7 separate regions of the Mus musculus genome follow, and all the other regions are linked to region 5. Evidence: chromatin loops called from intact Hi-C (ENCODE). Cell type or tissue: heart. All regions are shown on one strand. Links, peaks and the distances in the headings refer to the core of each region. The heading gives the core; the rest is flanking DNA. Region 1 has its middle 27 kb from the start of Gm12408. Region 2 overlaps Stra6l (STRA6-like). Region 3 has its middle 35 kb from the start of Gm12408. Region 4 overlaps Igfbpl1 (insulin-like growth factor binding protein-like 1). Region 5 overlaps Gm46852 (a long non-coding RNA gene). Region 6 holds the start of Gm22055 (a small nuclear RNA gene). Region 7 has its middle 7.2 kb from the start of Gm12409.

The links. A loop is a pair of places that touch in the nucleus more often than their neighbours do. Peaks named below come from ENCODE experiments on the same cell type or tissue, not always from the same donor. Only the 100,000 strongest peaks of a DNase experiment are listed, where the experiment ranks them.
Region 1: it touches region 5 in a loop (6-fold over the local background); 32 of 42 quality-filtered maps call a loop at or near these places.
Region 2: it touches region 5 in a loop (12-fold over the local background); 18 of 42 quality-filtered maps call a loop at or near these places.
Region 3: a loop joins it to region 5, with 5 times the contacts of the local background. A loop is called at or near these places in 32 of 42 quality-filtered maps.
Region 4: it touches region 5 in a loop (3-fold over the local background); 9 of 42 quality-filtered maps call a loop at or near these places.
Region 6: a loop joins it to region 5, with 5 times the contacts of the local background. A loop is called at or near these places in 12 of 42 quality-filtered maps.
Region 7: it touches region 5 in a loop (8-fold over the local background); 29 of 42 quality-filtered maps call a loop at or near these places.

The regions. Positions count from the first base shown.
Region 1 is chr4:45,610,386-45,614,760 of GRCm38, reverse strand. No RefSeq gene overlaps it. Among named protein-coding and RNA genes, the nearest start is that of Gm12408, 27 kb to the left of the region's middle. In heart, for the core only: a CTCF peak has its summit at 2,479 (motif pointing right); no DNase peak of the experiment used is centred there; H3K27ac peaks cover 290 bases.
Region 2 is chr4:45,853,396-45,857,770 of GRCm38, reverse strand. The region is part of intron 1 of Stra6l (STRA6-like); the gene reads right to left. Among named protein-coding and RNA genes, the nearest start is that of Stra6l, 6.6 kb to the right of the region's middle. In heart, for the core only: a CTCF peak has its summit at 1,797; no DNase peak of the experiment used is centred there; H3K27me3 peaks cover 809 bases.
Region 3 is chr4:45,603,076-45,607,450 of GRCm38, reverse strand. No RefSeq gene overlaps it. Among named protein-coding and RNA genes, the nearest start is that of Gm12408, 35 kb to the left of the region's middle. In heart, for the core only: no CTCF peak of the experiment used is centred there; no DNase peak of the experiment used is centred there; H3K27me3 peaks cover 271 bases.
Region 4 is chr4:45,818,566-45,822,940 of GRCm38, reverse strand. The region is part of intron 1 of Igfbpl1 (insulin-like growth factor binding protein-like 1); the gene reads left to right. Among named protein-coding and RNA genes, the nearest start is that of Igfbpl1, 6.1 kb to the left of the region's middle. In heart, for the core only: a CTCF peak has its summit at 2,669 (motif pointing left); DNase peaks (open chromatin) are centred at 2,290 and 3,570; H3K4me3 peaks cover 1,351 bases; H3K27ac peaks cover 3,481 bases; H3K27me3 peaks cover 568 bases.
Region 5 is chr4:45,415,763-45,420,137 of GRCm38, reverse strand. The region is part of intron 2 of Gm46852 (a long non-coding RNA gene); the gene reads right to left. Among named protein-coding and RNA genes, the nearest start is that of Gm46852, 8.6 kb to the right of the region's middle. In heart, for the core only: a CTCF peak has its summit at 1,647; DNase peaks (open chromatin) are centred at 1,370 and 1,737; H3K27ac peaks cover 951 bases.
Region 6 is chr4:45,547,235-45,551,609 of GRCm38, reverse strand. It overlaps Gm22055 (a small nuclear RNA gene), which reads right to left and starts at 2,867; the gene lies at 2,761-2,867. It also overlaps the pseudogene Gm12411. In heart, for the core only: a CTCF peak has its summit at 1,890; no DNase peak of the experiment used is centred there.
Region 7 is chr4:45,769,251-45,773,625 of GRCm38, reverse strand. No RefSeq gene overlaps it. Among named protein-coding and RNA genes, the nearest start is that of Gm12409, 7.2 kb to the right of the region's middle. In heart, for the core only: a CTCF peak has its summit at 1,751 (motif pointing right); no DNase peak of the experiment used is centred there; H3K4me3 peaks cover 339 bases; H3K27ac peaks cover 1,926 bases; H3K27me3 peaks cover 1,885 bases.

The DNA.
Region 1 (4,375 bases), core at 202-4,201, 190 kb before region 5:
CAAAACTGAAAAGAATCTTTGAAGTTGATTTGGCAATAGTATCAAACATCATGAAAATGCACAGACAACCCACTCATTCCACTCCAAAGAACTGGTCCAAAGAAAATAACTCAATATAAGAAAAAAAGTGTCTGCATGGTACAGTGCTGGTAAAATATAAGGAGAGGTAAAACAAACCATACACCAAATGATCTTTCCATAGTCCTGTCCCATCCGGCCTGCCTAGATATTCCAGGATCAACTGCCAACTCCCCTTCACAGCACAGGAGGAGCCCAGTCCAGAGGAAGAAGGACCAGTCTTGATTTCTGTGACTGTTCATTTCCAAAGCTTGGGCATAGTCTCAATTGTCCTCTGCTCCAAGGACAGGAGAAGCAGAGGAAACCAATTTGCTGATGAGGGAGAAGAAGGATATAGCTGACATAGAACACAGCAGCTATCTTATGGTAACAGCATCTTTGTTCCCCATTGCTAAGGCCCAGCCATTCATCCACCCTTCTATGAGGTGTCCCTCCTATCCTCCATGCAAGTCTCCCTCTCCCTCTCCCTCTCCCTCTCCCTCTCCCTCTCCCTCTCCCTCTCCCTCTCCCTCTCCCTCTCCCTCTCCCTCTCCCTCTCCCTCTCCCCCTCCCCCTCCCCCTCCCCCTCCCCCTCCCCCTCCCCCTCCCCCTCCCCTCCCCCTCCCCCTCCCTCTCCCTCTCCCTCTCCCTGTCTTTCTCTCTCCCTCCCTCCCTCTCTCTTTCTCTCTTCCCTGCCTCCCTCTCTCTCTCTCCCCCTCTCTCTGTGTCTCTCTCTCAATCTCTCTCTCTCTCTCTCTCTCTCTCTCTTTCTTCCCTGCCAAAGCTCTTTTGGATTGTTTCTGCCACTTAAACCTTACTAGCAGGTTCTCAGCAGTAACCACACCATTAGTTATGCATTTTGGTCTTTCTCAGGAAGGGAATGTGAACAAGAAGGGAAAGGAAACAACGGCATGGCTCAGTGCAGCTGCTGCAGAGCCAGCAAGACCCACACTGCACAGAGCACTGTGCACAGCAGCTCCAGCAAGACCCACACTGCACAGAGCACTGTGCACAGCAGCTCCAGCAAGACCCACACTGCACAGAGCACTGTGCACAGCAGCTCCAGCAAGGCTTTTGTATCGCACTTTGCACTGTGCACAGGAGCCAGGGAGGAAAGGGCATCATCATCCTTTCCCCGGACATAAGCCAAGGGCCATCTGCACACACCAGTTCCTTAAGGCATGTGATGGAACCATGTATGACCATTAACATGGATAATGACCCTCCCAGCTCTTGGAGGTGGAGGCACCAGGATCAAGAGTTCAAGATCAGCCTTGACAGCACACAGTGATTTTGAGGCCACCTTGGGCCAAATGAGCCTATTCTCAAAACAAACAACAAAAACTTGGTGATAGAAAGCAACTTGACAGGGGAAACATCTTATTAAAAAATCAGATACAACATTTGGGAGACTGAGGCACACGAATCTTCATGAGTTCAAAACTACCTGAGAGGCAAATGAAATGATTGAGTGGGTAAGAGGCACTTGCCTCCAAGTCTGATAGTCTTCTACCCCATAGGTAGAAGAAAGGAATAGACTCTCAAAATCTGTCCTCAGACACACACAATTAATTGAATAATTAATTAATGTAAAAAAATGTTGCATGCACTTTTGATGTAGAAGCAGGCAGATCTCTAAGTTTGAGACTGTCCTAGTCTACAGAGATTCCAGGACAGCCAGAGCTACACCATCTCAAAGAACCATTAAAAAAGTTTAAAGTCCAACCTGGGCTGCATGAGTTCCAGGCCAGTCTGAGCTGAAAATGCAAGAGGCCTCGTCTCAAAAGCAACAAAACTTTAGATGCGATATGGAGTGTGAGCTACATAGATCAAAATGCACACACAGAGAACTTGGGAAGGGACCATGTCATGATAACTGCCCAGCTGGGGACTCTAGTCCCACACCTCAGCATTGCTTCCAGTAAATTCAGGATTCTGAGCAAGCAAAGGGGTCACAGACCAAAGATCTGTGCTGCCAGTAAGCAGGCTTGCCACCGTCAGATCTGTGCTGCCAGTAAGCAGGCTTGCCACTCTCAGATCTGTGCTGCCAGTAAGCAGGCTTGCCACCCTCAGGAAGGAGATTTGGATTCCTTCAACTGGAGAGATCAGAGGTGAAGACCAAGGAACAGGATGGGTTTGAAGAGGCAGAAAAGGCACAGAAGAGAGCCGAGAGAGGGCTTCATGCACAGATGGGCTTCTGTGGCAGGAAGATGAGAGGCCACAGTGAAGTTCCTCAAGGACCAGCCTTGAAAAACAGGTGTCCCTCTGGCCACCTTCAGACCTTCTAGGCTTTTCCAGGATCATATACTTCTCATTAGTCGCTCTTACCCAGCCTAGTCTGACAAGCCCCGCCCTGTGTAAATTCTTCGGGGAGGGGGGGGGACACTCTGACTCCTCCAGGAGGGGGCGCTAGAGGATCCTTTGGTGCAGAGTTGGGAAGACAACGAAAACCAGGTTCCCTAATCATGCACTATGCTATCCAGAAATTCCCATCACCAAAAAGGAATAAATGCTATGTAACATTTCTTGAAACAAAATATTATACAGCATGGAAAATGAATGGAGTAAGCTACAAGTATCAACAGGGATAACAGTAAGTGTAAAAAAAAAAGCAACTCACAGAAGACAATAGTGAACAGCTGGATAACACTTTTCTGAAGGTCGGATGTAAATTAGCAGATCTCCTATAGCTATGCAATATAGGCATAGGTACTTAGATGATCACAAAAGAGAGAGGAAATGAAAACACCAAAATGTGAGATGTGTTCACCTCTGAGAGAGGCAAGAGGGTAAAATAAAGGAAAGACATCAGACATGGGCAAGATTAACAGGAAAATTCTGGTCCCAAGATAGGTGGTAGGCTATGGGAGCTGGTTTTAATACCATGTGTTGTAATGGATACATAGTATAAATAGTTTTCTCTATGTATACATAGACACATATGTAAGGTAACACAAGAACTCTTTTAAACTGCAACATAAATAGCTTATGACAGTAAATATCATTCTCAGGAGGTTTCTGTGAGCTCTCCTACAAACACGTCAGGGGCCCAAGGCTGGGAGAGCACAGAAAGTTCTGGGCTGGGCTCCCACCAGCTTAGGCACTCTGATTCAGATGTGGTATCTGCCCCCCAGCCCTATTTCAGGTATTGAAGTCTAATCTCCACTGTGAAATATTAAAGTGGAAATTTATTTCAGCTACGGTGTACAGAGGTAGGACATCTGGGGGGGTGGCTAGGATTCAGTGAGGTCATTAGCTTGGAATCCCCATCACTTATCCTGGTGTTCATAAAAGGAAGAAAGCCCAGAAGACACCCATACAAGTCCCCTGTCTCTTGTTGTGTAATACGTTGTACCACCTCAGGATTCTCCCAGCAAGAAGGGCATCACTGGATGTAACTCGATCTTTAAAACTGTAACCCCAAATAAGCCCCTTTTCTCTTCCAGTCTTTCATCCAGTCTTTCATCTCTTTCATCCAGTCTGAACATTGTATGATGGCAACAGAAAATGAACTAGTAGCCTGGCTCCACTGTGCTGCACCCCCAGCGGTGGCCACTCCTCAGAAGGACTGGGAGAGTGTGATAAGAAGCCTAGAGCAGTTTCCAGTCCTACCTCTGACTTACTGCACATTTCTGCTCAAGTTCTCAACCTCAGTTTCCCCTCTTGTACGGTGGGAGAATAGGGGTCTGGCAGGCAGTCAGGGGAGGTGGTCATAGGACCCTCATTCTTGCTCTGCTGAGTAGGCTAGGTGCCCGGACAAACGGGGTTTGCTGGAGTTGTCTTGTCCTCACCAGCCAGTAGACCAGGGTTATGATGTGAGTCTGAAATGTCCCCAGAGACTCTTGTTTTGGATGCCTGTTCCTAGGTTGAGTTATACTGTTTTAAAGGGCTCTGAAGCCTTGAGGACTCTAACTGGAAGTAGGTCACTAGGGGAAGGCCTTTGAAGGTTATATATAGCCCCTGCTCTCCCTCTCTCTCTCTCTCTTGCTCGCTTGCTCTCGCTCTCGTTCTCTTTCTCTCTCTCTCCCTCTTTCTCCTTCCTCCCCTCCCCCCTCCCTGTTCCACTACTCTTGTGAACAGTCACGCCAGCACACTCCTGCTGCCGTAATGCTGGCTGCTTGTCATACTTTGCCAGATGAGCTCTCTGGAACAGTGAGCCAAAACAAGGTCTCCTTCAGGTTGTTTCTGTCATGGGCTTTGGTCACAGCGATGCAGATGTGACCAGAGCTATGGGGCATTCAACTGCTCAGTGCTCTCTTTCTGTAAAGTCTAAATGGGCTGGAACTAGTAACTGCCTCACAGGTATGTGTGAGTGTCT
Region 2 (4,375 bases), core at 167-4,166, 440 kb before region 5:
GTCCTTTCCATCTTCCCAGAGCCCCGGAAGGGTCCTATGCAGGGAGGAGAGTGAGACTGAAACATCACTGATTCCCAGGAAGGAAGTTAGTCTGTGGACCTGGGTTTTCACAGCCGAGGTCAGAAACACCAATGAAGTGCTGGGGCAGGAGGGAGCGGGGGAGGGGGGGCAGGGGGGAACAGGAGGGAGTGGGGGAGGGGGGCAGGGGGGAACAGGAGGGAGCGGGGGAGGGGGGGCAGGGGGGAGCCATTAGACTGCACACCGCAGATGTCCTCAGGACAAAGCAAGTCAGAAACACAGGGACATTTTCCCTAACAAGGGACCCCCTCTTTCCTAGGCTCCATCACACCTTGTTCCTGCTACACTAACTCCATGGCACCACCATGGCCACCACCACTCCATCACTTCTCTGACTTCAGCTCTTGCATTCTTGACTCCAGCACACCCAGCCAGCCATCTCCTCAGCATCCATCTCACAAGCAGTGACCCCTGTTCGCTCAGAGGTCTCAGTGGAGAGCAGAAACACTCACATCTATCCCCTGGAACTCTTTAAACTCCTAGCAGCCTGTGCTTGTGTCTCATCACAGATCTGAAATGTCCAGAAAAGGTAAGACAGGATTTGGCTCTTAAGAATGTAAGAGTGGGCTAGGCAGTGGTGGTACACACCTTTAATCCCAGCACTTGGGAGGCAGAGGCAGGCAGATTTCTGAGTTCGAGGCCAGCCTGGTCTAGAGAGTGAGTTCCAGGACAGCCAGGGCTACACAGAGAAACCCTGTCTCAAAGAAACCAAAAAAAAAAAAAAAAAAAAGAGTGGACTGGAGAGATGGCTCAGCAGTTAAGAACACTGACTTCTCTTCCAGAGTTCCTGAGTTCAATTCACAGCAGCCACATAGTGGCTCACAACCATCTGTAATGGGATCTGATGCCTTCTTCTGGTGTGTCTAAAGACAGCTATAGTGCACTCACATACATAAAATGAAATAAATTTTAAAACAAAACAACAAAACATCAGTCTTTCCATCCCATACAAAACCTTACATGTAGGAAAGAAAGGAAGGAAGGAAGGAAAGAAGGAAGGAAGGAAGGAAGATAGGAAGAAAGAAAGAAAGAAAGAAAGAAAGAAAGAAAGAAAGAAAGAAAGAAAGGGAAGGGAAGAAGCCATACTTGAAAGCAAAAGGGAATTGTCAGAGAGCTGAGACAAGATCAAAGAGAAAAGATCAGCAGGACCGTAGAGTAGACAACAGGACCTCATGGAACAAGCTTCACACCCACTCAGGGAGCAAGAGCAGGGCCATTGAGATATTCAGCTGGGAAAGGGGCTTGCCACCAAGCCTAACAACCTGAGTTCAAACCCCAGGGTCCATATGGTGAAAGAAGAGAAGGAACTCCTGCAAGTCGTCCTCTGACTTCCACATGGTCACAATAACGTGTACGCGCGCACGCGTGTGCGCACGCGCACACACACACTCCCAGCCCTTACCATCTATTTGCCTCTCCAGGAGTATGATGCATGGGTCACAGAGAGAAGGGCAATGGCCAGACCAGATGTAGCACTTGGGGTCAGCCACTGAAGGGCCCCAGCTGGCAGAACGCTCTCCTCCTCCTCTCCCCACTGAAAACCAGCCCTTGGCATCAGTTACAGCCAGGCTCACGGCACAGGGTCATGGAATTCTCCACATGAGCACCCATTTAAAACACAGGACACTGAAGGAAAAACTGCCCCGAGAAAGCCAGGAACCTCAATGAACCTCGCTCCCAAGGGTGTGGAGGGAACACCGGTCCTCTCATGAGTGAACGCTAGGGGGCGAGCTCTCCAAGGAAAAAAAATCAGAGGAAGAGGACTGCCAAGGGATTGGCAGAACACACTGCTATCCCTCAGCTCTGGGGATTTGAATATGTAAATATTTATTTTAAATATATAAATACCAAATGCTTTCGCGTGTAATATTTCATTTAATAATGTAGTCAATGCATATGTATAAACACAAGAACTGAAAATTATTTTCCATTACAAACACGCTCAGGTAATAAAATTTTTCACTATAAAAATTCTCAGGTAATAAAAAGGAACCCATGAAGAAGGGTTTAAAAGCAACAGGAATAGAAGAATGTGCCATCGTGCTCCATCGCCAGGTAAGTACCTTGAAATTGGTTGTCTGAACTTTATAGAATAGGATGTCTGAGCCGGCAATAACTTAAGCCCCAAACAAAATCCAAACGGAGGACAGAGAGAAATAAAACTGTGTGGCTGTGTCTCCCGCGGTGTGGGAATGTAGACTCTTGTCTCCTCCCTCTGCAGTTTAGGAGTAGAAATGAACTCCTAGCTGAGCGTGGTCACGATCCAGTGGCAGAACACCAGCAGGGGATGGCTGAACACAAGCCACCACAGTAAAAAGCTACATGAAAGAAAAAAAAAAAATCACTTGAACAATGACCAGGAAGAGAAAGAAAATGAAGTCAATATAAAAAGAGAGGCTACAGGACTAGTGAGTGGCATCTAAAGATTGGTAACTAAGCTGCTATTGGAAAAAAAGAGGGATTTCAAAAATACTTAGAATTCAAAATTGGCAAGTGACCTGGTGTGTGTGTGTGTGTGTGTGTGTGTGTGTGTGTGTGTGTGTGTGTGTGTGTATGTATGTATGTATGTATGTATTTAATGTAGATTGGTGCTTTGCCTGCCTGTATGTGTGCCTGCCTGATGCCAGCAGAGGCCAGAGGAGGGTCAGGTCCCCAGAACTGAAGTTGAAGGATGGTTACAAGCCACCATGTGGGGTGCTGGGAATTGAACCTGGGTCCTCTGAAAGAACAGTGAGTGCTTTTAACTGCTGAGCCATCTCTCCTCTTGAGCCTCTCGGGCTTTCATGTCTTAGAAGAAGTCCTAAGTGGGCCACAGGTATGTTCATCAGTGTGGAGCCTCCCTGGGGAACCCAAAGGTCGGGGAGTAACTGAGCTGGTGAGGATGCAAAGAGACGGTAATGCTTGAGTGTTGGTGGAAATAAAGACTGTAGCTACCGAGACAAACAGGATAGAGGGCCCTTTTTAGGGCTAAGCACAGAGCTGGGCATGGTGGCACAACCCTCTACACAGAGCTGGGCATGGTGGCACAACCCTCTACTCAGGGAGGATCTCTATGAGTTAGAGGCTAGCCTGATCTACACAGTGAGTTCTCAACTAGCCAAGGCTACATAGTAAGACACTGTCTAAAAATAAACAAGCTGACTAAGCACGGAACTGCCACACTCAGCTACATCATTCCTGGGTGTGTGCATCTAAAGGAAAGAAAATATGTTTGTTCCCATGTTCTCTGCAGAACTATTGGCAGTAGCTAAGGTATGGAATCAGCTGAGGTGCCCAAAATGGGTAAAGAAAATGTGGCATGTGTATGTGATGAAATATTACTCAGTTATAAAAAAACAAAACAAAGTAACGAAATCCTTTCATTTGCAACAACAGGAATGAGTCTGTAGCTATCAGGTTGAGTGAAATAAGCCAGACAGCACATACATTTAAAAAACTGGCCCCACGGAAGTCTGGAGGCCGGGAAGGATGGGAGCAGAGGGAGCATGGGATGCAGCTGCAGACGAGGGTAAGGTGAGTGTTACGAAGCGCAGAGAGAGCGGCCACACTCAGCAGTAATGCACTGGATGCTTCCAGATAGCTGGAAGGGAGGATCGAGCCTGCTCCCAATACAAAGAGCTGACCAGTGTTTGAGAGGACTGCTGGCTCACGGCCCAGCTCTGGTCACTACACAGAGTCTGAGGGTGGGATGTGTCATATGACACCCACAATCATCTGCTGCTAGTGCATGTCAGCTGAACAGTTTAAATTAAAAAAAAAAAAAAAGATAAGCCGGTGTAGGGTGCACCTGCAGGAGGACCGGAAGTTCAGGCTGTCCTTGGAACACAGGGCAACCTGGGTTACAGGAGACCTGAAGTCTTTTTTTAAAGCTAAAAATAAAAACAATAAACCCCTACACTCAGCTAGCACTGAAATGAGAGGAGATGTCATCTGACATTTTAGACCGGGAGCCCCTGGAAGGAGCTGCCGGAGGCGCTGAGGGCCAAGAGGAGATGATATCTTCTTCACCTTCCTTTACTGGGATCACGCTGCAATCGGCGTGAGGACTCTGAGCACCACTTACTTATCTGCCAAGAGCCTCTCTGGATACAGTAATTCCACTTCTGGGACTTGTAGGACTTGTACAAGCCAGGGATGGTGGAGAAATGCCTAGAGATTCTCCCTGTGTCTCTGTGTCTATCTCTGTGTCTCTCTCTGTCTGTCTCTGCCTCTCTGTATCACCCTCCTTCCCTTTCCTTCTCATCCCTCCCAACCATGTCCTAATTCACAATTTAACCTTTTGCAGGTTAGGTAGCGT
Region 3 (4,375 bases), core at 275-4,274, 190 kb before region 5:
GGTCATGTCTATAGCCACCAATAGGTGGGTAGCAAAGCCAGGACTGGGAGCCAGGTCCCCCTTTCACCCTCTTCATATTTACCCCAGTTTGAAAGGCAGAAATTATGGCAACTTCATAAGCGCCGACTCTCTCTGATCCTTGCTAAGATTTGAATGACAGCAGGTGAAATGATTTGATGACCTCATTCACAAGGCTCCCAGAGACAGTGGCTTCCATTCTGGATCAGCTATAACTGTCACAGTCATCTCACTCTAGAATCTGCAATTCCAGAGAGGTACATGGCATGGGTCCCCCTGGGGGAGGGGAGGACAGAATCATGCTTGCCCCTCCATTGAGGGGCTTTCTTCCTGGGGGTGTGGTGTTGGACCCCTGGGGCCCAGGTGTGGGTACCTTGATGGATCCCAGATAAGTGGGCACACAGTAAGACACACATCGATACTGGACATCTCTTCAGCTTCATGAAGACCTGGTAGGAGTCTTGGTCTTTCCAGCCTGTGGAAGTTTAAGGTGAGTACAGGGGGTCTTGTAGACCACAGCCTGGGGAGCGCCTGGCACCCCAAGCCCAGGTTTCTCCTCTGTAAAATGGCAGTTTGGGTTAAGAGAACCAAGCAGTTGACACAGACCAGGCTGCTCACGTGTCTTAGGAGCTCAGCACTGGTGTCAGCTGATGGCTGTGTGCCAACAGTGACCACAGCGGAGGGACTTTCTAGAGTAGACGGAGGCCACAGGTCCCAGGCAGGATGTGAAGGGTCTGAGAGCCACGAGGGCTAGGGTTGGGGGACACTCACTCGTCAAGGTTGAATCAGACAGGACCGTGAGTAGAACACACAGAGCCTGGAGCAATTCAAGCAGCAGGGCAACAGACAATGGGGAATAGAAATGATGGATGTCATAAAAAAAACAAAACAGCTGGAGGATGGTGTCAGCTTTAGTGAGGTAAGTCAGCGAGGCCCTGCGGCACTCCAGCCCATGTATTTAAACATATTGCTCAGGCCCTCCCAGCATCTAGTGCAACATAGAAAGCCATCAATTTTTGCTGGGTGAGAGAAAGAATGATTGCTCAGGCAGAGGTCTGACCCCAGCTCCGCTCACTTGGTTTTATTTGTTTCTGCTAGATTTCTGTTATCGTCGTTTGTTTGTCCGCACACAGGGTCTTGCCACATAGCCCAGGCTAGCCTCAAATGTGTGGTCTCTCTATCTACTTTTCTTTCTTTGCTTGTGGTGCCAAGGATTAACCTTAGGGCCTCACATGCCTGAGGCGAGTGCCCTCCACTGAGCCACATCTCCAGCCCTTCGGTTGTTTTACATATTAAGCTTCTATATGGATTTTCTTTTTAATCACAAAATTTTTAACTAAAATAAAAACCCAATAACCTTTTTACTGCTGGGAAAACTGAGGTCAATAAAGGCAGAGGCACTTGGTCAAGGCTCAGAGTTAGGCAGCCATCCCAGATGCAGGTACCTCCTTCTCTCTATCCTGTTACGTCATCTTCCAGGATGCTGAGGCTGAGGCCAAGAGCTGGGGTGGGGCTGGGCAGGACCTGGGGCCTAGTGCCAAAGGGTAGGACAGCTAGCCTTTGCTCAGTGCTCCCACTGCTGAGAACAGAGTGCAGCCCATCGGAGGCGGTGCCTACGATTTACACACCAAGGCATTCATCATTGTGCTATTTGTAATATTGAAAAGTTGGAAATGGCTCAGAAACAGGCTCATAAATTATGCCACAGCCTTTGGTGGACTGTAGAGCCACCCAAGTTCATCTCTCTGGAGACTGCTGAGCATACACACACTATGGGGAAAGCTGGTCCTGATTTTTAAGATAGTTATTTTGGGGAGGCTTGGGCTAGTGTAATGGGTAGTCATTGCTTTCTGCATGAGGGTCCACCCCCTCTATTGTTTTGGTTTTTTTCTTTTTGTTATTGTTTACGATAAGCATAAATGATCTACAATAAACAAATCCACGAATGTAAACAGAATTTAGGATTCCCTGCTCAGGCCAAAGGTGCCAGCCACACCAAGCCCTTCGCTTTTCAGATCCCCACACAGTGTCTTCGTTCTCACCCTTGTGTTTCCTGACCCTGGGAATGTCACACAGCTTAACACAGATGCAGCGTTTAATCCGTCTCACAGCTCAGGCTCCACATTTTAAGAGGCTTATTCCTAGTGACTGAGACGACATTAAAGATCCCGAAGATACCCTAATACACACTTGCATTTAGGAAAATGAAGTTCAAATGCTCAGGAGCCAAAGCCCCAAAAGGTACTTTGTGTTTTCATGCTCTTTAGTTTCAAGCAATGTGCGGGCTCTTCTTCCCTCAGAGACCTAACCTTCTCTTCCCTCCCTACCAGACTTATCACTGGCATTACTAATCTCAGACAGCACACTGTGTGTGTGTGTGTGCTCGTGCGTGCCCGCACAACACATGCATACTTGGTACCAATAGAGGTCATAAGAGGGCATCAGATCCCCTGAGACTAGAATTACAGACAGCTGGGAGCTGCCATGTGGGTGCTGGGAATTGAACCTGGGTCTTCTGGAAGAGCAACCACTAAGCTATCTCTTCAACCCCAAACCCTGTGGGACTTTGAAAAAGTCACTTGGTCTCTCTAGGCCCCAGTTTCTCCTTCCATAAAGACATTCCCAACTTTTGACTCATAGCATCTCTCAGTTCTTTATGGTTAGCTTCTTAATCTCTTCTCTGTTAGTAACAATACAAAACTACAGATCAGGTAAGTTTAAGTTTTAAAGAAAGGAAGTTGATTATATTTTAGCCTGTGGCTTGGGTTTAGCTCAAGGTATCAGCTGATAGACAGCCTTCTAGCTGGTAAAGTTCCAAGGTGGCCCAGGGTACCACATGGTGAGAGGAAAGATGCTCTTGAGAGACCCAGCCAAAAGATTTGTACTGAAGATCTGCTTTGGAGATAATGAGAACCTGCTAATCCATAAATCCATTAGTCACACAAATGGGGGAGGTATTCATGCGGGCAGAGCCCTAATCACCTTCTCAGGATTTCACGCAGACTAAATTTCAAGTCGAGTTTCAGACAGGCAAAGGGCTGATGGTTTCTAATTGGACAGTCTGGGGCCTCTGCGCCCCATGGACTGGCTGTTTTCTGCATCAGCTCAGAAGTCTTTGGAGAAGTAGCAGCAGCATCCTTTAAAGGAGGTGTGGGACCGATTGGGCATCCTAAACAGGTAAATCATTCTTATCTGAATCTTTATGGGCTCCTGGTACCTCATTAAATGTCCAAGCCCCCAGGCGCTGAATCACAGTGTCTCGTCCTGAATGGCTCTTCTCAGAGTTCCGGTTGTGCTGGGAATTACAGTGTCAGGGTAGCTTCAAGCCCCTTCATCTTGTGTGTGGCACCCATGTTTTTATGGGCTATGAATCCTGAGAGCCTAGACTCCCTCCATCCCGTGGTTACTAGAGAAGGCCTAGCAAAGCAATTGCCTTGGAGTCTATACTGATAGCTGTCCCCTCACAGGAACACACTGACCTCTCAGTGGAGAATCGTTGGCTCTCAGCTCTGTTCCCACCCGGAGGCCCAGACCCTGCCTCTTTGAGGCTGAGCACACTCCTTCTAGAGGTCCTCATACCACCTAGGGATTCACAGTGTCAGAACCATGAATAGAGTCTTTGCCTCTGGCTCAAACCCAGAAAAGTAGCTGTGGTGACAAGCCAGAGGGAATTGTTTGGGAACCCTGAGAACAGAGAGTAGACGAGAACTAGGCTCCTCTCAGCTTATACCTGATGCAAAATTCTCCATTTCCCTGCTGGCTCATCAGTCTCAAAAAAACAAGCCAAAACAACTCAATTCTAACCAAAATCACAGCAGACATGTGTTACCTTTTATGAGACAGTCTCACTAACCTTCTGTCTTAGTCAGGGTTTCTATTCCTGCACAAACATCATGACCAAGAAGCAAGTTGGGGAGGAAAGGGTTTATTCAGCTTACATTTCCACATTGCTGTTCATCACCAAGGAAGTCAGGACTGGAACTCAAGCAGGTCAGGAAGCAGGAGCTGTTGCAGAAGCCATGAAGGGATGTTCCTTACTGGCTTGCTGCCCCTGGCTTGCTCAGCCTGCTCTCTTATAGAACCCAAGACTACCAGCCCAGGGATGGTTTCACCCACAAGGGGCCTTTCCCCCTTGATCACTAATCCATGCCTTACAGCTGGATCTCGTGGAGACATTTCCCCAACTGAAGCTCCTTTCTCTGTGATAACTCCAGCTGTGTCAAGTTGACACAAAACTAGCCAGTACAGTGCCCAAGCTAGCCTTAAACTCTGGAATTCAAGCAATGCTCCTACCTGGGTCTCCTGCACTTAGGATTACAAGGAAATGCTGCTGCTACAGCCCTTCTTCTTGCCCATT
Region 4 (4,375 bases), core at 226-4,225, 400 kb before region 5:
AGCACCAGTGGACAGCACTTAGACTCCCAGGCAGCTGAGTCTCCCTGGTATGATTTTGCCTACCCAGTGGTGCTAGGTCATTAGGACCACTCTGACCTGAGTGACCGTGACCTGGTGTCTTGCCCTGGGATGGATGGGGTTGTACCATTGTGAATTTCCTGGGCTGAGTGTGAGCAGAAGGGAGCAAGCACTGAATAGGACAGAGTTAGAAAGATGAAAATGATCCATTTAGAAGACTGGACTGGGCCAGGCGGTGGTGTCGCACGCCTTTAATCCTAGCACTTGGGAGGCAGAGGCAGGCAGATCTCTGAGTTCGAGGCCAGCCTGGTCTACAGAGTGAACTCCGGGACAGCCAGGGCTACACAAAGAAACCCTGTCTCAAAAACAAAACAAACAAAACAAACAAAAACAAAAAAAACAAAAACAAAAAAAACAAAAACAAAAAAAACAAAAACAAAAAAAAAGACTGGACTGGCCGAGAGCTGGCCTTCCAGGAAAGCCACTTTATTCCAGTAAAAGGTAGACTGGAAGGAAAACCTGCTCCTTCTAGCATGATGACAGCCCTGATAACACTAAGGTGAGATGCTAGGTCCTGGGATCTTTGAAGATGGCTGTCATCCATCTCCAGCCTGCAGGACGTTGAGCCACTGCAGTTTCTCCGAGTGATGGTGATTCTGATGGTTAAGGGTCATGGCCTCTGGCATCACCAGATAGGCTGTGTCAGCAGAGGTCAGCAGAGGGCTTCAAGCAAGCACAATGGGAAGGCCTGGTCTAGGTAACATGAGCTGCTGTGTCCCTGGGTCCCTCCTTAGGACAGCGTGGCAGATTGCAAGGGCTCTTCAAGTGTTCCTTACATCTGCCTGTGGAGGGCAGGCAGGGGGGATGCCATGGCTGGAAGACTTGTGTGTTAAAGCTTTAATCCCCAGCTATGGCACTGTTGGGAGTGGTGGAGTCTTCAGGAGGTAGGGCTTAACTAGAGAATGTAAGTGGGCAGCCATGCCCTGGTGGGGGAAGTCTTGTCCCAGGAGCCACCTTTCATCTTCCCTCTACCTCCTAACAGCCATTAGGTGAACAGCTTTCTTGTACTCTACCCTTCTACTATGAAGACTCTGTCTTGCCACAGACCAAGTCCACAGAGCCAGCCAGCCAAGGACTGACTCAGGTTCTGAGGAGGATGGGCACCTGTACCCAATCTGAAGAAATCATAGCTGGGCCCGGCAGTGGTGGCGCACGCCTTTAATCCCAGCACTTGGGAGGCAGAGGCAGGCAGATTTCTGAGTTCGAGGCCAGCCTGGTCTACACAGAGAAACCCTGTCTCGAAGGGAAAAAAAAAAAAAAAGCTAGAGCTGGGACTAAAGCTTAGCACTGGGTACACAGCATACACAGAACCCTAAGTGGGTTTCCTTGACCACACCCATCATACCAGCTATCCTGCCTCTGGTCCCTGCGCAGCCTGCGGTCACACTAGAGCACTGTGAGGACTGGAGCTGTCTGTCCTGCAAGGGTTATGGGCTGTCACTGGTGGGCCTCACTGGGAAGTGATGTGTGGAGTGTTCTCTCCCTGTGCAGAGCAAAGCCTAAGTAACTGGCCTGAGACTGTCACTTCAGAATGATCAACTGGCAAGGTTGGCCTGTGGCTGGCTTCCGGGGACCCGGACTTCTGGAAGCCATTCCCAGAAGTGGGGGTGGGCACTTCCTACACTGCGGAATGTGGTCCACACCTGTGTCCACATTTCATCACGGAGCAATACCTGCAGTGAACGTGACAGAGTGGCCCTGCTTTGGCTCATGGTTCTGAGGGATCCGGGTCAGAATCTACATACAGCCCCATGTTCTCTTTCAGCCCCCTGGCAAGAACAGCACAACCTGTCAGGTGTGTGTGGTGGAGCACACAACTCACCCCCCAGGCCAGCAAGTGGAAGAGAGAAGCTACCAGAACCCTACTGTCCCCTCTGAGATCACACCTCTGGTGACCTAAAGACCTCTTGCTGGGCTCTGCTTCCTGAAGAGACTGTCACCCCACAGTCACATAGCCTGTGAACTCAGCCTCCAGCACATGAGTGTTAGGGGCTACTTATCCAACCATCTAGGAATCTGAGGCGTAGGTTCAGAATTCAATACCTGTGTGATTAGCCCCTGCTAAAGCCCTGACCTCCCGTGAGCTTCTCCATTAGACAGCACTTCACCGTTGTGTCTCTGGACATGGCTGTGCCCTGTGTCATTTTCCCAGGAGCTGGTTTGGTGCCTGGCTCTGCTCCCTGACATTCCTCTCTGTTGAGTTTGCTCTGTGTCCTCTTGACGTAGGTCATGACCGTGTGACTGTACCCTGTGAGCTGTGAGGCCTCCCAGCAAACCACTCTGCCTGGGAACCCTTCTTGGGATGGAGCCACCAAGATAACAATGGTTTTAACATAGTATTGGATGTTATAAAACCATGGCATGAATTTGAGTCCCAGTTCCTCCAGGTCTTTTGCCTTTCTAAGCTTTACTTTCTCATATAAAATGGGAGTTAGAACACTTACCTTTCAGGGCTGGTGTGAGGGTACAGAAGAGCCCTCCTGGGTAAAGGCAGCATAGTGTTAAGATTGAGAAGTTAAGCCGTTTGTTCTGGAGAACCAAAAAGAGAGCATACCTCCCCCACCATTGAGCTTGAGCAGCGCCCCCTGCTGGCATCTGATAATATTGCTGGAAAGGGAGGAGTTACCTGCTGTAAGCAGCCAACAACAATGTAACTATTCATGGTGGTTGTTAACTGTGCAGAACTGTTATGGATAAGAACGCAAATTTAATGCCAGATATATTCAAATTAAAAGAAGATTACTGACACCCCACAGCCTGAGGAAATCGTCCAAGGTCACAGAACTGCCCTGGTTCCAATGGTGACTTCCCAACTGTATGCCAAAGGTTTGCATCCGTCCAACATGGATCTGCGCACCAGAATGAGTTGTGCAGCATGCAAATTTATAGATACCTACATGCATTGGGTAAGGTCCCTTTAACACCGAAAGCAGAAGGACTCTTTTGTAAAAGAAATGGCATTTCCTGCCGGGAAAGCCCTGGCAGAGGCAGCCTCCCCCAGACAGCCCTTCTTAATTGTAGTTATTGAAAGAGCGGGAGCGGGAGGCTCGCAGGGAGCATGCAGGAAATGTAATTTACTGGTTTATTCATTTAGGTTTGAAAGGGAGCGATGAGGTCTCATTTAAAATTTATGACTTGACTTGAAGAAAAGTGAAACGCGTTGACGAAGCGTTCCCCCTGGAACCCATTGAAGGTCCTGGAATCAGAGGTGGTATGACCGTCCCACAGCCGTTTGGGGACATGCTTGCCTGTGCGAGCGCCTGTGTCACTGAGGAGGCGTTGGCAGGAGGAGAATGTGAATAAATTAGCCCCTCTTTGTTGTGGCAGATGGGGCTTCTGCCAGACAACTCCTTATGTGGGTTGGTGGCTGCAGGGAGTGCTGGAAGTCTCAAGGCTCTGTTCAGGGAGTGTTGGAAGTTAGGGGGCTTTACCAGAGCGCTGGCTGCATTCTAGGATATGGGTTTGGACTTCCCTTTGAAGAACAGTCATGTGGGCGGAGCTGAAAGTGTGGCTGATTGGAAGGGGCAGATGCCTAGCACGGGCCAGGCAGGCTGTACTCAGCTCACTGGAGAGCCATTGCTCCAGGGGCTCCAGCCCTGTTATCAGGTGCTGAAGGACAGAGGACAGAAGCAGCTGCCTTGAGAAGGAGCTCACCGAAGAGCAGAGGGGGGGTGGGTTGGGGGCGGGGGGGGGGGTGGCAGCTCTGCAGGCAGTGAGTTCTCCATTCCAAGAGGTATGCAAATGAGGCTGGATGTTCATGTTAGTGCTCAGACACTGGCTGGACAAGGTCTGTTTCATTGTGTCTGGCTGAGTTTGATTCCTACAGGGTTGCTCATACCGCCTGTAATTCTTCTCTGTGGCCTTCTGCCCCTGGATTCTATAGTGTGACCAACCTTGTCCCTCTCTGGTCTCTCTCCCTTTGTTCTCTGATTTTACTGCAGCTGTGTCCTCGTGGGCACAGGCCCTTGCGTACTGTTTGGTTTGCTGGCCCCAGAATGGTGGTATTTTTCTTTCCTGCTTTCTTCATCTAGCTGTCTGTCTGCCACACCTGCCCCTGACTCTTGCTCACGCATCAGGCCCCCACAGTAACTGTTTTTTCCTTCCATGGCCAGTCACTCTACAACCAGGAGAAGCAGGGCATCTTCTCCCCAAGTCACCAGTGAAGAGACAAGAACGGACCTTCCCTTGGTCAGACTCGGTAGACTCCTGGACCCTAAGGCAAATGGTCAGAGACAAACAGACCCCTTGTTTAGGACTTGACTGTGTAGCTAGGCCTGCAGGATTGGTAGTACACCCC
Region 5 (4,375 bases), core at 78-4,077:
GGAGAGAAGGACCCTAGCTCCCTCTAGATGAGGCAGCTGGGTCCCTTATGTGCTTCTTAAATGGAAAAAAATGGACTCAGCTGACATCCATTGAGTGCTCTCTGGTGGATATTGAGGTGAGTGAACCCCACCTCTGGACTTGGGGGGTTTCCTGGGTGGGAAAAATAAACAAGAAATAACTGGACACAGTACAGGTCATAGCAGGGGTGTGGAGGCAGGGACACATGGGTGACTGGGTCTGTTTACAACAGTCAGGGCATGGTGGGCCCTGGAGAAGAAGCAAGAGTTCACAAGGGACTTTAGAGGGGTGTGGCTGTTCCAGGTAGAGGTATCAGGTGTGAGAACCAACAGGAGACTTGGACAGGGCACTGCAGTGCTGTTTCCTGGTCTCTTGGGGCTTTGTTGGAAGTAAATTACCAGGCCATGACAAAAGGAAGGGCCATTTCCTCCATGGAAGGTTGATATTATGAAGTGCTAGGGATGCTGGTGTGTGTGTGTGTGTGTGTGTGTGTGTGTGTATGTGTGTGTGTGTGTGTGTGTGTGTGTGTGTGCCCGCGCGCGTGCACACAGGCACAGGAGCCTGCATTGCTGGGATGGAACCCAGGGCTTTGAGCATGCTAGACAAGTGGTCTGCTGCTGAGCCACTCCATCGGTTGCCCTGACACTATGGTCATGCTAGCATCATTCTGCAGCCTAGAATCTTTCTGAAGCAATAAAGCCCCTCCATCACATACAGAGCAGCACTGAGGGCCCTAGTGTGACAGGGGCCCTCACCTCCCGGGGGAGAACCCACCTGCTTTTCCTACTCAAGGGTGTAACCTTGCCTCCTCCCAAAACAGACCTCCCTAGGACTCATTCTCCCTCCGCACAATGGTAGGCCCCAGGCATGCACGCATGCGCACACAGAGGAAATGCTGGTCTGGAAAGGGCAAATCCTAGCACAAGGACCTAGAGACAGAAAATGTTCTTGGGCTTAGCCAAGACCCAAGTGCTACTGATGTGCAACCAGATGTCCTAAGAGGAAGGAAAGTACTTCACCTCACTACCTCACTGTTCTTATCTGGAGGAGTTTTTGTTTGTTTGTGTTTGTATGTGTATGTGTACATATTTGTGTGTGTTACAGCCTCTGGGGGAGTTGTTTGTATGTATGTGTATACATAGATATACAAACAAATTGTGTGTGTGTGTGTGTGTGTGTGTGTGTGTGTAACAAACATGGAGCATAAAACAGATGCAGATCTGTGGGTGGGGCCAGCTGAGGAGGGAAAGGCACGTCTTCCTCACAGAAGCAATGGGTGGAGGGAGCTAGAGGACCAGAGAGACAGAGGCTTGCCAAAGCCTCAGGGCAAGTGGATCCTCTAGGATCCTTGTGCCAGGAGCTTAGAGAATCGCTTTGGCCATTGCCATTCTCGGACGCTGGGGTGGGACTGACGGAGTCATCTGAGTTTGTGAGCTGTTTTGTTGGTGGTGGTGGCGGCTGGTTGGTTGGTTTGGATTTTTTTCCCCTCACTGTCTCCCTCTTGAGTGGGAACCCCTCAGGCTTGCCATCCCCCCTCCATCCCCCCCCCCTCCCATTCCTCTGCTTTGGAGGACAGTTTCCAAAGAAGGCTAACCGGGTGGCCATTACCAGCATGGCTCTGGTGCCCTCGTGTGCCTTTTGTCTGCATTACAGTCAAGCCTCAGAAAAAGCAAAATGGAGGTAAAACTAAACCCCTGGGAGGAAGAGATGGGGGGGGGGGGGGCGAACAGATGAGTGAGTGGCTGCCAGGGTGAAGAGGTGGGTGACGGGTGATCTAGCTGGAGAGACAGGAAGAGGATCTGAAGTGGCTCTTACAGGAGGGAGGTCGGCAGGCAACCCAGGTACAGGAATTCCTGAGTGGAGCTGAGATACTGCCTGCCTCTCACTGCAGCTCCCAGTCCTTAGTGCACCCTCACAAAGCTGTGAAGATTCACTAGTTGAGGAAAAAAGCAGGACTGAGGGGGTACAGCAGGGGTAAGGGGGAGGGCAGGGGAAGTGGGAGGATGGGGGGAGAGCAGGTCTGAGTGGGGAGAGCAGGGGTGAGGGAGAGGATCAGGGGAGAGTGCAAGACTGAGGTGGGAGAGCAGGGCTGAGGGGAAACAGGTCTGTCTGAGGGAGCAGGGTTGAGGTGGGGAAAGCAGGGCTGAGGGAGCAGGGTTGAGATGGGGAGAGCAGGGCTGAGGGGGAGGATCAGGGGGGAGGAGGATCGGGATGGGGGAGAGCAGGGCTGAGGGGAAACAGGGCTGAGGAGGAAGAGCAGGGTTGAGTTGGGGAGAGCAAGGCTGAGGGGAAACAGGGCTGAGGGGGAAGAGCAGGGTTGAGTTGGGGAGAGCAAGGCCGAGGGGAAACAGGGCTGGTGGGAGAGAGCAAGCAGCCTGAGAAACAGCTCAGCTCATAGCATCCTCGTGTGGCACTTCCCCCAAGTTCTCAATCTTCTGATTATAAAACTCAAATGTTCTCAACAAACTACATTCGTATTTCAGAAAAATGTAAAGAAGACAACAATTACTGTCAGTGATGCAGTTTCCTGTCCTGAAGAAGCGCCCCTGTCTTCCAGGCACAAGTATAGTAGTTTTACTTGAAGCAAAATGGAGCCCTTCTGCACTTGTGGCTTTGTCTTAGGATTTACTGCCGTGAACAGACACCATGACCAAGTCAACTCTTACAAGGACAACATTTAATTGGGGCTAGCTTACAGGTTCAGAGGTTCAGTCCATTATCAAGGTGTGAGCATGGCAGCATCCAGGCAGGCATGGTGCAGGAAGGGCTGAGATTTCTACATCTTCATCTGAAGGCTGCTTAGTGGGGGACTGACTTCCAGGCAGCTAGGATGAGGGTCTGAAGCCCATGCCCACAGTGACACACCTACTCCAACAAGACCATACCTCCTAAGAGTGGCACTCCCTGGGCCAAGTGTATACAAACCACCACAGGCTTCATCCCTTCACTTTCCACTTAAGAGGGCCCTGTCCTTTTTCTTTCTGTTATTAAATCCCTGAAGGCACAGGCTTTTTTTCCCATCGGCTTGTGATAAACTGTTTTAATTTATTTAACTTATATTGAAGTTTTTATATAGCCAGCCCTGTGAGGAAATATCTTCATTCAGAAATTTTCTGCTTGGTTTTTTGTTTTGTTTTGTTTTTCTGGTTTTGGTTGGTTGTGTTGTGTTGTTGTTGTTGTTCCAAGAGAAGTGTACAGAGGGCATTATGGGTGAGAGAGTGGACCCATCTACAGAAGGGCATTATGGTGAGAGAGTGGACCCATCTGCAGGTGCCTCTGTCCTCCTGGGAAGCAGTTGGCTTTCCACTGAATATTTGAAAACGCCCCTAAACAAAAGCTTCCTGGTTACATCTGAAGCTGAAGACCTTTTCCTTAAAAACTCAGGTTTGCTTACAAAGTGAGACAACAGGCTTAGCAGTTCCCGCCCAACAGAGAACTAAAGTTCCAGCGGGTGCTGAGTGGGAGAGGCCTGGGCTTAGGTTGTGGGGGTGACTAATTGTCCCCAGCTAAGGCATTGGTAGCATACAGTGCTCAGTACAGGAAGGTACTAGGTGAACCAGATCCATCCCTTTGGCTGCCGCCGGCTGGCTCCGTGTGCCTTTGCATTTGACTTCCATCTGGCAGTAGCTCCTCTGCCCAGTGGCAGTGTGAGCCGGGGCTGGGAGACCTGGAGACACTCAGAAGAGCTGTGCCCTCATGGGTACAGAAGCAGAGGAGGGAAGAGAAGAGCCTTGATTCTCGGGGGGGGGAGAGGGAGGGGGGACACAGCACCCCTAGCTCACACTCTGCCTCTGCAGCTATGTGAGCCAGTCAGAGATTCCACAGGGTTATCAGGAGTGTTACACACGCAGGGATGTCCTCATCAGCCAGGTCATGGCAGCCATGTAACCTCAATGGCTAGAAGGTCTACAAGACACAGAGACTTTCAAAACTATGAGTGTGGGGACCTTTTTACAGATCAAAGATGCTCTCGCCTGAACGATGACTGACAAGCGGAAGCAGGGACAGCTTAGGTCCCCGTAGAGATGCAGGCTCAGAGCAGCACCCCCAACCCCCATCTTTGTTGTTTAAATCCACTCTGCCTAGCCGACTTGGTGTGCACACACCTAGCACTTGGGAGGTGAATGTAGGAAGGTGAAGGGCTGAAAGTCATCCTTGGCTACATACTGGGTTTAGTCATCCTGGGCCACTGGAGACTCAACGACTTAAGAAAGGAGGGTGGCTGGGGAAGTAGTCCAGTTGGTAGAATATCTGCTTGGCGTGCATGACGCGGTGGATTCTATCCCCAGCACCACACAGACTCAGGCCTGTAATCCCAGCACTGCATAGGTGGAGGTAGGATCAGGAGTTCACCAT
Region 6 (4,375 bases), core at 201-4,200, 130 kb before region 5:
AAAAGTTTCCTAATGAAATGGAACTAAAATCCAGGAAATCCTACCTTGTATCAGCTCTAGGAACTGTTTGATTTAGCAAGAATAATTTTTTTTTGCAGCTGTTATATTTGAAAGCAATTAGTGGTCTCATCCGCATCAAGGAACTCCTCAGAAATTATAACCACTGGAAATTAAATTAGCAAAATTGTCTTGAAGTGAACTACAAAAATGCCCCCAAACCTATGTTAAGAGAAAAATTAATCACATTTTTCAGCAGGCTGTGGAGTGTGTCTAAAAGTTGGACTGCCTTGGCTGTTACAAAGGTTTTTGAACAACACTGGACCAATGGGTCAGGGCCCATAAGAAGTTTTAATGAGAGCAGCTGCACCCAGGAAGGGGTAATGAAGAAAGGCTTTTGTGAGCATCTGAATTGATTTATTCAAGCCACCCCAGAGACCACTTAAGCTGGAAGGCCCCTGATTATCACTGAGTCCCACGCAAAGGTAGGGCGGGCCTCTGGGTCTCTAGACACCAATCCTTTTTGTGTAAGTGGGATAAGACACCTGAGGCTCAGAGAAGATGAGGTCACTGCTTGGGTCACATTCAAAGCACTAACCAGGGGCACAGACTTGGGGGTATAGGACCTACAAGCTAAGGAATGAGACTCTCAGATTCCTATACCCCAGACTCTGCCTTCCTCACTACAGACACAGACTTCTTCCCCTCTGCCTTCTTTACTAAGTTCTCATCCCTTTGTCTCTAAAGTTTAGCTGAAGCTTTTGATGGTCACTTGCCACTTTCTACTTTGGGGTATGTGATGTATTGCTGGCAAGCATACCCTGTGTGTTGAACACAGAAGCCAGAGGACATTGGGCATCCTTCCTCTATTTCTCTCATCTTATTGGGGGTGGGAGGACAGTGTCTCTCATTGAACCTGAAGCTCCCTGTTTTTGCAAAGCTAGCTCCTGGGACCTTCCTGTCTCCATCCCATAGTGCTAGGGTTACAGGCAAGTATGGCCATGCACCCATTTTATATGGGTGCTGGGGATTTGAACTCATGCCTTCTCCATTCCATAGGTGACACTCTTTTTTTTTTCCCCCTGGTGCTGGTATTTTATTTCTTTGTGTCCATTAGGCCATGAATTTGTATGGAATGGGCTCCAACAGCTCAGGCTCTTTTCCATTAGTCCTCACAAAGTGTGCTTCTCTGGGTGGCGCAGGCTGGCGCTTCAGCTGCACCCAGGTGCCCTTCTCTTTGGCTTCCTTTTTCTTCTGGTCGTTCTCCTTCACCCGCTTCAGGAAGCTGTCTCTGCTCTTTGAGTGCTTGATGTGCTCAATCCGCACATTGATCCTCTTGGCCAGAATTTTGCCCTTAACCTGCTTGTTGACAATGATGCCCATGGCATGCTGGGTGACATTGTAGACTCTTCCGGTTTTGCCGTGGTAGCACTTATGGGGCATTCCTTTTTGAACAGTGCCCATTCCCTTGATGTCTACAATATCACCCTTCTTGTAGATTCACATGTATGTGGCCAAAGGAACAACGCCATGTTTCCTAAAAGGCCTAGAGAACATGTACCGGGTGCCTCTCCTCTTTCCCTTTGTGTTCGTCATTTTGGCGAGTTACTGGAAGATGGCTGTGGCAGCCCCATAGGTGACAGTCTTCCCCACTGAGCTGGCTTCACAGCCCTATTCTGCTTCGTTATTAGAGTCCAGCTCATATTCTTAGATGACTATTGACCAGGCACCTGTCGCCAAACCTTCTGACTACCCCATTTCTTTGGTAAATCACCCAAGCCAAGGTCTCTGCCTTCCAGGATTCCAGGACGCAGATAGCCTACTGGATGACCCCACAGCTGCCACAGGAGGCTTTGCACTGGCATATGCCCTCTGCCTCCCCCTTGTGTCCACAAGAGAGCAGCATGGCTGCGATTTGGGCGGGCCTACATGTGCCAAGCACATTTAAGAGTTATCTTGACTATTTTTTCTGGAAAGGCTTCCTTATTCTTGGTTGCGGGTATGTGGGTGGCATCCCCTTCTTCACTCCTACTCCTCCAATTAATTGCCCCTGGCAACTTCAGCCTCCCCATGGGGCAGTCAATCCATCAATTCCTAAGCAGCGAGCACCAGTCAAGGGTGATAAATCCGGGAAGGGGGAACACAGAGGGGATGTAAGTTGTAGCTCACGATAAGAAATCAAAACACTCCCACAGGTATGAATCCCTGAGTTGGAACCCCTGGTACCACATAAACATACCACGAAGACCCTCATCTGTGATTTCAACACCGGGGGGATGGAGGCTGAAGGATCAGAAGTTCAAGCTCAGCTTCACGGTAAATCTGAAGCCAGTTGGGCTACACAAGACCTTGTCTAAAAATAAGTAAGTTAATAAATTAATGAGTATGACTGAGCTTTGACTATGCTGTTCCAAGAACTTTAAGAATTCAGAGCTGGGGTGGGGAGTGAAGGTGGTAGGCCTCTACAGAGAACATATTTTACAGTCTTTGGAAGGCAAGAAGTATTGTGAAAACAAATGGCAAAAAAAAATGCATTTGAAAAGAAACAGGCAGTCAGAAGTAAGATGAAAAGGACGGCTGAGGGACACAGTACAGCAGTATAGCACTTACCTAGCGAGTGTAGGGTGACAGGCAAGTAGGTGACAGGTAGGGTTTGACTGCTGTGAACAGACACCATGACCAAGGCAACTCTTAAAAAAAAAAATATATATATATATATATATATACACATATATGTATGTATGTATGTATGTATGTATGTATGTATGTATATCATGCTTCATGAATCAGCAAGTAATTCTTGTGCAGGGGCCATGCTAATCTTCTCTGTATCATTCCAGTTTTAGTCTATGTGCTGCTGAAGCGAGCACTCAAGGCAACACTTATAAAAACAACATTTAACTGGGGCTGGCTTGCAGGTTCAGAGATTCAGTCCATTATCATCAAGGTGGGAGCATGGCAGCATCCAGGCAGACATGGTGCAGGAAGAGCTGAGAGTTCTACGTCTGCCTCTGAAGGTCACTAGCAGAATACTGGCTTCCAGGCAGCTAGGATGAGGGTATTATAGCCCACACCCACAGTGACACACCTACTCTAACAAGGCCACCCCTTCTAATAGCGCCACTCCCTGGGCCGAGCATATACAAACCATCACAGGCCCTGAGTCTGTTCCCCAGAATGACAAAAACAAAACCAACTACGGCTAAAGCTGTACATCCCCAAGGAGCTAAAGAACCCTAAGACAGACGATAAAAAGAAGATGGCGTCCTTGTTATTTTTCCTTCTTCCTATTTAAACCCTTTGTCAGTCCTCTCTGCAATGCTCTGCCCTAAAGTTTTACTCTAAGACTTATATGTTCCTCCTCCTCCTCCTCTTTTTCTTCCTCCTTCCCCCACCCCCCTGCAATTCTCCAGGCCCTTTTGTTGCAAGTTACAGAAATCCAACTTCAATGAGCTTAGGTGCAAAGTAAATGGATAGGCTGAAAACAGCAGAGGCTATGAAGGCAAAGGTAAGCAATGCAGCGAGGTGGGGACAGGAGCATCCTGGAACAGGGAACTCGAAGAAAGGTGAACCTGAGAGCATCGGGAAGAATAAGACATTTTGTTATATCGCCTTTGACTCAAGAACTGCTGCCAAATTATGTTGGCTATTGATCAGGTGATCTGGGAGAGTCTTGGCTTATATTACACGTGATCTTACAAAGCTGGCAGCATCTATAATAACAAAGGAGAAAACCAGGCCCTAGGAGTAGTAAGTGATACTTACAATGGCCCAGAGATGGGAGCCAGGACTTGAACTTAATGTTGCTTCCTAGCCTATGTTCACTGCAGCCCAATGCCCCTCTTCTACAACAGGTCCTTTAATAATAACATGAAGGGCCAGACCCAATCCAAACCTGACAGGCAGAGTTGGGACATCAGAAAAGCAAAGCCATTATTTCTCTTCCATGAAGCTCAAGGAGCCATGAAAACTGGGGGTGTGGAGGTGGGGGGCAGAACTGACATCTATAATCCCAGAATTCCTGTGGAAAAGGAGAGGTGGGGAATAGTTAGAAGCTCGCCAGCTATCTAGCTTGGAGTTCCACGCCCAATGAGAGACCCCGCCTCAAACAAGAAAATAGAAGGCAGGAGCCGGCACCCCATGCCCGCTTGATGTGGGTCCCTTGAATGTGAGGAAGTTCTTCCTGCCTCTTCATGAGGTTACTTCATGGTGCTAAAGTCCGGATGATTGATAATCAAGAGCCACCAAAGCCACTGGTGGTAGTTTGAACAAGAATGCACCTCCCCCATGGAGTGTCACTGGAAGTGGGCTTAGAGATTTCATAAGCCAAGCCAGGCCCAGTCTCTGTGTGTGTCTTCTCTCTGTCTCTCTGTCTGTC
Region 7 (4,375 bases), core at 230-4,229, 350 kb before region 5:
TAAAAAAAAATCCCAAAATATTAAAAGGTCATCTGTATTTTCATTTGTAGTATTCTGGAAAAGGCAAAATTGAAGGGATGGCTATAAACTGGGCTGGGGTTGTAAAGGGTGAGACTCTAGGGAGGGGTTGGAAAACACAGGGGCAAAGACAGGCAGCATTTGGAAGTAAGGGAATATGAAACTGGTTTTTCTTTTTTTTGAGGTGGGATCTCACTAAGTAGCTCTGGCTGTCCTGGAACTTACTACATGGATCAGGCTGGCCTTGAACTCACAGAGATGTTACTGCCTCTGCCTCCTGAGTGCTGGGATTAAAGGTGTATGCCTCCACAGCTGTGGACAGTGGTGGATACAGGACTATCTATGGTCTCCAGACTATGCCTAAAGAATGATTTTAATGATTATAAAACCTTAATAGACTTGACTTTTTCATGTTTTTATTCCTGCATTGGACATTCTTGCTCTGCCCACCACGTGCACACATTTTTCTCAAGGCGTTGATTGATGCCTGTCAGACTATCCCCAAATGCCTTGTTTTTTGTCTGTAAGACAGAGATTTGAGTCTTATATCAATATCCCTTAGTGGAGAAGAGCGTGCCTTTGAGATTTGATGATGCGGGATTCAAAGTCTGTCTCCACTACTGCGGAGATGTGTAATGCATGTGACGCTAGAGTATCATTTCCGGTTGGCAGAGGTGTTAGTCAGGCTTCTGTGCCTGTGGCAGAGGCTCTGGATTACCAAGAAGGTTCATTCTGGCTCACGGTTTTGTCCCGTGACAAATAGAGTTGGCTCTATTATGTTGGCAGCATAGAACGTAGTGGTAGAAGCCTGCTCACCTGGAACCCAGGAAGAAAAGCAAAAACAAAACAAAACAAAACAAAACTAGAAAGACAGGACCTGTGATGTAGTTTGGCAACTAAAGGTTCTTGCCTCTAAGCCTGATGACCCAGGTTCTGTCCTCAGAAGCAGGATAGTAGAGGGAGAGAATACAAACCCTGTAATTTCCCCATGTGTGCTGTGGAATGTCCCTGTCGTTGCACCAAACCCTCTCCTGTCTCCTGGTATTCCTTCAATGGCCCAATAAGGCAAGTATTGTTATTACAACTACATAATCTGCTGTTATGGTTCTGATCTTGACTGTCCCCTCAAAGGCCAGCATGCTGAAGGCATAGTCAGTCCCCAGGCTGTGGCCCTTCTGTCTTTGCCTTCCAAACATGAATTTGCAGGTACGAGCCACTACATCTGCTCTTCCGTTTTAGACAGGTGACCTACTTTCACCTCTAAGTTGATGACCCATGCTTTCTGACAGCAATAGGAAACAAGCATACATACCATCTCTGCTGAAGGTCCCCTTTCCTAGACTAGGAGGATTTTATAAGGTACCTGAGGGGCAATGGGCTAGAGATACCCTTGAACTGGTGCCAAGGAGGCTGATAGAGCATGCAAGCTCTCAGGAGTGTGCACACGAGGTCGCTTCTGACCCTTCTGGCTGAGAGGAAGCCCAGTGATCCTGTCCCCACCCCAGAAAAAGAGCCCCTTCACAATGTCACCATGAGACAGCTGCCTGTGTTGAGCCTGCTATCTTCATTCTCTGTTGAGCGTGTACCCTAATCCAGGAGCATAAGCCTGGACACACACACCCTTTCTCAAGGAAAACCCCAGAAGCTTTGCCCTGCACATAACCAGAAACTCTTATTTTGAATCGGACATAATTTTGAGCATGCCAGTTTGTTTTATTTGTGGCTGCATTCCAACAACGTCCACCGGAGGGCGCTGGGTCTATGTTTATAAGGGGCTCTGAACACAAAGCTGGGCATCCTCGGGCCTCCCAAACACTTAAGCAAACAGGACAAAGACTTCTGTACACACAGGAGCTCACACCCAGGCACTGGGGACACAGACTCCCAGACCCAGAGCACCCACTTCCACATAAGTCTGCACATCTCTCTATGTGCATAGACACCCTAGAACATATGCAGACAAATGTATGCATGAACACAGTCAGGTACAGCACACATTCACAACTGTGAATAGTACACACACACACACACACACACACACACACACACCAGCCCAGATTTATACATAGCCAATTACCTATTGGCAGACAATCACAGCCACGTGTAAAATGTCATAAACACACATTCAGATGCAGAGATGCGATTATGCACGGGAAGAGCCGCAGACAGACACGCATGTCTAAATAGCAACACACCCAGCCAGGTAAGGACTCCTTGCCCAGGCCTTTGTTATCTCACTTTGGTGGAAAATGCAGTCCCTCGAGGGCATGGCTAATGTTGTGCTGTTTTCTAAGAAAAACAATGGAAATGTCAACTTCTTAATCCCAACGGAAACTGTACTATTCGTTAAATGTTAATGAAGGGCATTTTTGAGGACAAGCTGTCTCTTAAAAGGAAGGATAGCCCTGCTCTGACAAGGAGGAAACCCCAGCTACAGTTCTACAAACACCTTATTAACATATGGAAAGCTCCGAGACGCTCTAAAGCGCCTTTGGTTCCTACAAAGAATTTCTGAAGCAAATTCAACAGAAAAACATGGATGGGGGAGAAATGGCGTAAAGTTGAAGAACAAAAAAATCCAAACAAACCCCTCTTTCTTAGGGGTGATAAAGAAAGGTGGAGATGACTGTCAGGTGGCCAGGTCTGGAAATTTGCCTTTGTAAAAACAAAATGGTTAAAGGAAGGAAAATGTGAAAGGCAAGAGGAAAAAGGGCCCATAAAGACAGCTGCTTCCATGAAGCGGCAGAGCTAAGAACACACAACCAGGAAAGCACAGCCCTTGGGGCCACCCAGTCCTGCTGTGCAGCTCAGAGGGCGGGGTCTCTGGTGCAGGGGAGGTCAGGGGTAGGTGGGGACTGACCGGGCAGTGTCTCCCAGACGTAAGCTGCCCACTGCTGCATCTTTTCCACAGACCCCCTCAAGAGGTAGGATACAGGGACCTGGGGTCTGGCTCAGGAGACACAGATCTATGCAACCCCTATGTTGAGTGGCACTGGCAGCTCCCTGGACCCTGGTCTTCTCATGTGTGCCTCGAGAAAATGCCCTCTCTAACCACTTAATGTCCTCCTCTTCCGGACACTTGCTCACATAAGCTTCCATCTCGCGTCTCGCTGTCTCCTGTGACCAGAATCATTGAAAGTGGCTCTGTGAGTGCATTTAACCAAGTGCTGGCTGCAGCCTGCAGCCCATCGGCTCCATCCCACTGAACAATAGCTCAGGAAGAGATAAAAGGCATTCATCAGACAGCCAGGCCCAATTATCATGTCACACTGAATGAATGTATTTTAAAATCTTTTCTGACAAGAAAATGTTCCAAGTAGGTACCTTCAAATTAGCTGGAAAATCCAGAAAATTTGCTATTAGACCTTTTTTTTAAGAATCTTTATTCCCCCCTACTGTTCCGAAGGAATTCCTTGGGTGTTAATAATTCCTTCTAAGAGTCTGCCCCTGTGCCTCCCGCTGGGACTGGAATATTCTAACTGCCTGCCCCACTCCCCAGAAGCCACTACAGGGACAATGTAAACTGTGGCTCTGGTGTGAATCACTTGTCCATCAGCTACCTTCAAGTGTCAGGTGCAATTCAGTTCTGTTCTGCCAGCACTCCCAGACCTCTGTTTATCGTCCATTAGCCCTGCCAGAGTGGAGTCCACCCGGGTGACCTTGAAGGGAGACCTCCACCTAAGGCCACATTTTCAAACAGCAAGTTGATTTTGAAACCAAATCTGACTGCTTATCTGTGTGACCTTGAACAAGTGACTTCACTTCTGAGTCCCTTTTTTTTTTTTTTTGCTTTACCTCTAAAAGTCAGGAGATGTCACCAAATTCCTGACACACTACACTGTAGTGAGGAGGGACCTTTTCCTGGAGACGCAGAGGCTTTCCCTCTGGCCCACAGTGTGATCAGGACTGGCATGTCAGGCTGGTTTTGTGGCTGGGGGGTGTGAGTTCCTCACAGCACATAACTATTCATCTTTATTACTAGAATCCTGTAGCAGGTGGCTCTCTGGGCTGAGAGGAGAGTTCTCTGTCCTAATGAGAAACTGCAGCTTGCAGGAGTTCAAGATTTGGAGAAGGGAGAACAGGTGCTCGGTGGGTGGGAAATTGAACTGTGGAGTCAGTTTGTAAATGAGAATAAAGTGGCTTGCTTCACCCCAACCCCTTCATGGTTTTTGCTTGCCTGCTCGATGTGGTGTTTGTTTGTTTTCACAACAAAGTCTCCTGTAGGCTGGCCTTGAGCTTACTATGCAGCCCAGGGTGACCTTGGCTTTTGATCTTGCATCATCGGACATGCCAAGCTTATGTGGCACTGGGGAACACAAACCCAAGGCGTTCGTGTTTGTCCGTGTGTTTGATGCCT